Linked DNA regions of Homo sapiens: region 1 is linked to region 2. Evidence: chromatin loops called from intact Hi-C (ENCODE). Cell type or tissue: breast epithelium. All regions are shown on one strand. Links, peaks and the distances in the headings refer to the core of each region. The heading gives the core; the rest is flanking DNA.

The links. Hi-C counts contacts between places; a loop is a spot of excess contacts. Peaks named below come from ENCODE experiments on the same cell type or tissue, not always from the same donor. Only the 100,000 strongest peaks of a DNase experiment are listed, where the experiment ranks them.
Region 1: it touches region 2 in a loop (6-fold over the local background); 10 of 110 quality-filtered maps call a loop at or near these places.

The regions. Positions count from the first base shown.
Region 1 is chr11:96,081,275-96,084,192 of GRCh38, forward strand. The region is part of intron 2 of MAML2 (mastermind like transcriptional coactivator 2); the gene reads right to left. Among named protein-coding and RNA genes, the nearest start is that of MTMR2, 160 kb to the left of the region's middle. In breast epithelium, for the core only: no CTCF peak of the experiment used is centred there; no DNase peak of the experiment used is centred there; H3K27ac peaks cover 1,073 bases.
Region 2 is chr11:96,167,511-96,170,428 of GRCh38, forward strand. The region is part of intron 1 of MAML2 (mastermind like transcriptional coactivator 2); the gene reads right to left. Among named protein-coding and RNA genes, the nearest start is that of MIR1260B, 170 kb to the right of the region's middle. In breast epithelium, for the core only: a CTCF peak has its summit at 1,448; DNase peaks (open chromatin) are centred at 1,331 and 1,901; H3K4me3 peaks cover 254 bases; H3K27ac peaks cover 2,500 bases.

The DNA of each region.
Region 1 (2,918 bases), core at 240-2,739, 86 kb before region 2:
ACTGAATTAAAGCATAATATTCATTATGAATATGAATATTTATAATATTCATATAAGATTTTATAATGCAGCTTAAAAACAGAAACATCAAAGTCAACAGTGTCATGGTGTCTTTCCAAAATTCCCAGTGGAAGATGTCCATCAAGTTACCTAATTCCCCTGATGATAAATGTACCTTTGAATTTATTTCCAGGAAAAATTTGCCTCCATTTAATGAATGTGTATGGTTTTCATATATTTAAAAAAAAAACTTCTGTATTCCCACATTCTTCCTTTTGACCTTAGTTGCTTGGAAACTCAGAGTTAAATGAGGGCTCAGTTTTGAAAATCACCCATTGCAAGTTTCTACTAATATTTAATTTGTATTATTTTATCGGAGGGTGCTTATTTGCAATGAGAAGCAAACTAACGTTTGTCAATTGCCTTCAAGGCGCAGGCCCTGTGTTCGTTGTATATCTCATGGGTTATTTCATGCACCATGGAAAATTTTCAACAATCCTGAAAAACAGGTATTGTCATTGTCATTTTACAGATGACACAGCTTAGTTTCAGGGAATTTAAGTAAGTTGGCCAGAGTCACATGGACATGAAGATATTTGCAACAGTTTTGAAGTAATATATAAATTCTCAATAATGTATATTTTATATTAAAATTCATATAAAATTATTCAAACCCATTTCATTTTCGTTGATTTCAAGATTATACAGCCTACATATACACACACCCCCATCGCATAACTTCTTTTCTTTCTTTCCTTTGTCCTGCCTTTTTTTCTTTGCCTGTATATTGACACTTTCTCTCAGGCACTGTGTTTGCCCTTGGTGGTACAAAGATCAATTACATACAGACATGGTTTCCAGGAGCTTGAAGTCTAGTAGATGGGTTAAGGTATGGACTTAACTACAATTCAAGGTAGAAAGCAATGAATGTAATGAGAGATGCAAAATGCTTTGTGAGTTCAGAGAGGGGAAAAAGCAATGTCATGGTCCCAGCCCTCCAGGAGTTCACAGTTCGGTGGACCAGAGACCTAAACGAAATTATAATACAGTATGGTAAGAACTATACTGAAAGGTTTGCACTGTGCTGTGGGTACTAGAGGGAGAAGAAACTAACTTTGTTTCATGAAAAGGAGTGATTATAGCAACATGGACACTCAGGGAAGGGGATGGAGAGAGTGAAGGGCTGGGGTTCCAAGATACCAGCAGAACTGCCTAACAAAGTGGACAGGATGTTACAGCCAGTAGGGATCAGACAGTGGTAGGGCAAAAGGCATTCATAGGGAGGAGAGCTGACGCTGTGAGGTCGAGCCCCAGGAAATGATTGTATCTGGGGTAAAGCTGCAATTCCAGGAAGGAGGTCTGGCAAAAGCAATAGAGATAACTAGAACGCCAGTTACTGGCCTCATCCCTAAGGAGTATGGAGCAAGGCAGAATTGCTTAGACACGCTGTCCAACTACCATCTGGAGGGACAAGGTAGCTGGAAAGAAGGAGGTAAAAAGGAGAATTACAGTATCAAAGCACGAAGGCAGCAGCAGTGGAGGCAGAGACGTGGATGGTCATGCAGTGGTGTCGGCAGTAGCACCTGGGAAGGGAGAGAGGAAGTATGCTGACTGCAACGGTTCTAAGCCTGGTTCAAAACGGGGCTCAAAGGGGTACAAGAGTTAATGAAAGTCATTTTTGAAGAATGCTGGGGTTTGAACATGATTGAAGATAGAAAGGAGAGAGTAAAGATGTAAGATACAATGATTGATGGAATACATCTCCTGGAGCAAGAGCTGAAGTTCAATGTTGGCCTCTGAGAAGTGGCACGTGGGGTGCAAGGGAGAAAATGAGACAGAGGATGGGTGAATTCTTGACATTCTGATGTCGGTAGGAGCTGCCCCCCTCCAGTGTGTTCTTTATCCTGCTACTAGAGTGACTTTTCTACAAAGCAATTTTGATTCACTGACATTCAATGCATTTGAATTAAGTGATTACCTTTTGCCAGGTACAAGTTATATTTCTGCTTATAAACTACCTGTGCAGTTTTTTTCATGACTTTCCATTGCCTTCAGGATGAGAGAAAAAAAGTCACTTGGAGTATCCTCAGTGAAACTCTCTTACTTTACTTTTATCCGTATGATTTCCCCAGCATATAGGCCAGTCCAGCCCCCATCAATAGGGCCTCTTCAGAATCACATCTCATAGATTTGATCCATGGGGCAGCTGAGAGGGAATTCTCTGCTTTCCAGCTCTGACTAGAACTGGAAGGACTAGGACTCAAACTAAGACTAGGTCCATGGGCAAATGTTGTTTAGAGAGCAGACTTGGTATGGAGGAAGGTGGAAGTGCTAGCTCCTGTTCCTAACTTCTGTTGGGGGAGGGGATGGGCTCTTAAAGCCCCAGAACAGAAGAAAGGACGATAAGTCAATGGTATAATTTATTTGTCCACATGTTCAACAACTAAGTTTTGGGTCCCTGCAACATAGTAGATGTGTTAGGGGTTGGAATACAGTGGTGAATAAGACAGATGCCACCCCTGTATTCAACTAGCTTGCAGTGTAGTTGGGGGAGATTCACAAGAACAAAGATATATGAGAGGTAATCCATGCTCAAAGAGAAGAAGCAGAGGGAGCTACCAGACCATATAGGATGGGAGCTAATCCATATTAGGAGACCAGGGAAACCTTCTGGGGGAAATGAAGTCTTAGCTGAGACTGAAGAAAATTTAGGATTAGGTTAGCCAAGCTGAGTAGATCAGAAGTGTTCCAGGCAGAAGGAACAGCGTATTTGAAGACCTGGGGGTGAGAGAAAGCATGACACTTCTCAGGAACTGGAGGACATTTATTATGAAGGTTGCTAAGTGTAGAGTGTATATGAGTTTGGGGAGAGGATGGGTGAATGGGTAGGAGTCAAGGGAAGAGAAAGGCTGGGAATG
Region 2 (2,918 bases), core at 300-2,799:
TCACTCTCAGCCTCCTCTTTGTCCCTGCTCCTCACATCAGTCCCATCACCCCTCTCCCAGGCACCTTTGCTCCTGTCACATTTAATGTCTTTTGCCAAAACAAATTATTTGTAGCCATTTACTCCTCCAGGCTGTGTGCATGCTTCTCCCTCTTACTTGTCACAAAATCTCCTCCCGATTCTTCAATACCAGCTGCAATGAATCATCTCATTCATTAATTCACTCATTCAACATATTTATTTTGAGCACCTAATATTTGTAAAATACTGTGCTAGAAGAAGCTAAAGAGACAGAAATCCTGTTCTCACTGAGCCATATATTTTTCTGGAAGCCTTTCTTGACACCGTTGGCAGTTAATAATTTCCTCCTAATTCTCATAGCATTCTGTTCATACATTATCATAGCAATTAACAAGCATATGTAATGACCTATGTATATGTCTGAAGTCTGGATTCCTGCTGAGACTGTGAGCTCCTGCGGTTGGGGCTGGGAGGGTTGCTGCAATAACCAAGTCTTATTCCTCTCCAGCTTTGAGAAGAGTATATCATATAGTAGTTAAGCTCATGGGTTCTGGAGCTGACTACCTGGGTTCAAACTCTGTGCCATTTACAGGCTCTCTAATCTTGAAAATTTTTCTTAATCTCTCTGTGCTTTGGTTTGCTCCTCCGTTGAATGAATATAACAGTAGTAACTATAAAGTTGTAAGGATCAAAGGAGTTAATTTATGAAAGCAATCAGTATAGAATATGGTAGGTGTTCTACCTTTATTAATTCCATTATGGTGCCTAGTAATAGAAAGCCTTCAATAAAAGCTGACTGAATTAGTAGATAGATATTATTTAAATGTAAGATCTATCTATCTACCTATCTAACTCTAGTCAAAGACCATATCATCTCATTCCCAGGAATGAAAATGGTGAGGAGAGATGAAGTCCAGGCAGCCCAGGGCAGTGGCTCTCAGGCTTTAGTGTGCTTTAAAATCTCCTAGGAAACCCATTAAATTTTCATATTTCTGCTCCATTTCTGATTTGGTAATTTTGGAATAGATCTCAGAACCTGCATTTCTAATGAGCCCCCTGTGGATGGAGGGTTGTTGGATCACATTTTGAAAAATACTAGTCCTTGAGAGATCTCTTAGATGCCTTTCCTCATTGAGGGTCCCAGAATGACACACTGTCCCCTGCACAGGGACTGGAGAAATCCTGCTGTTCAAGATGGCATAGTGCCCTGTGAACCTCAGGGTCCTTCCATGGAAGAACATCAGGGAGGAAATGAAGTACATAAAATTCACTATGCTGAGATCAGCTACAAACACATGAGTCATAAAGTTGTGCTGGCTGGTGTGGGGATTTGAGAAACGTTTCTGTGTAATCCACTTGGGTTATTTCACAAGAATTGGCAACGCAGCAATGGTATTTAGGGTGCCTAGTGGTGCTATTCAGATTTGAACTACACCATAAGTTTCATGTAGGCTTAATTTATTATTATTAATCTGCCATAAATTGCTGATGTGACTTTTAGCAGGCCACTTTGCTTTTCTGGCCTCTTCTTTCTACGATGGGTGGGTTAAGTTTCTCTTAACCTTCCAACTTTGTTGTTCTGACTCCCATGCAGGGAATTACATACCACTGACAGAAGGCCTGAACGAGTTAATAACCCTTCATAAGAGAGAATAGTTTACTCTGTATTAACCTCAGCTTCAGTTTCCAAATGTCAATCAATAGCAACACAACTGGATTTTTTAAAGTGAAGAGAGAGTGCCAGCTCCACTGTGCATCCTTATCCAGCACTCAGCTGTAACAGGAATGAAAAAGCACACCTGAAACAAAGACCCATTCTCTTTCCTCCTGCTCTGCCTGCAGCAAACCTGTTCCATCTAGCACTTTCTCCAAATGCTGCATTTTCCTGCTCCCAGGCCCTGGGGATGGGCAACCCAGGAGGTGGGTGCTCGAGCTCCTCCTTCTAAAAAAGTCCTGCTGAGGTCATCTGTAGGAAGTAACCTGGTCACGTCCTGGGACGCAAATTGAAAGGCACTAGCAATAGTGAGTTCATGGCTGGTTTTCTGTAAAGCCAATTCCCATTCTTAACCTCTATTTCTGTTATGCCAGCAGAATGGGGTAAGAAAAGACAAACAGAAAAGAAAGTAAACTTTTTTTTTTTTTTGAGATGGAGTCTAGCTCTGTCACTAGGCTGGAATGCAGTGGCGTGATCTCAGCTCACTGCAACCTCTACCTCCCAGGTTCAAGCGATTCTCCTGCCTCAGCCTCCTGAGTAGCTGGGACTACAGGTGCGTGCCACCATGCCCAGATAATTTTTGTATTTTTAGTAGAGACGGGGTTTCCCCGTGTTGCCCAGGTTGGTCTCAATCTTTTGACCTCGTGATCTGCCCGTCTCGGCCTCCCAAAGTATTGGGATTGCAGGCGTGGGCCACCGTGCCCGACCAGTAAAACTTTATTCTTCTAGTATTACCTAACATGGAGCAACATCTCTGGTTCTGAGTTATTTTGCTGTACATTGTACAGAGGGCTCCACAACAAAAATGCCTTCTGTTTGTTGGTTTCAAGAGGATACAGGTTCAGAGAATGCACAGCATCACACGGTCCCTTTCCACTGGTTCAGGGCACATCATGTGCTACAGTGCACCTGCCCAGCATCGTGCTCACATTCTACATTCCAATGTCCACTTGGGTGGTATTTTCCAACCTTTTCACAAACAAGGGAATCCCAGCCTTTTATTATTTCTCCCTCCTCTGCCCATATCATGGGATGAAAGATTTTTCTTCCAAATTGCATTAATAAGTAATTAATGGAATTTAAAAATTAATCAGACACAGATAATGGCTAATCCATGCTTCTCATCTTCACCAGAGTACCAGTGTAATTATTTTTATCATACCAGCGAAAAGCACAGAAAATTG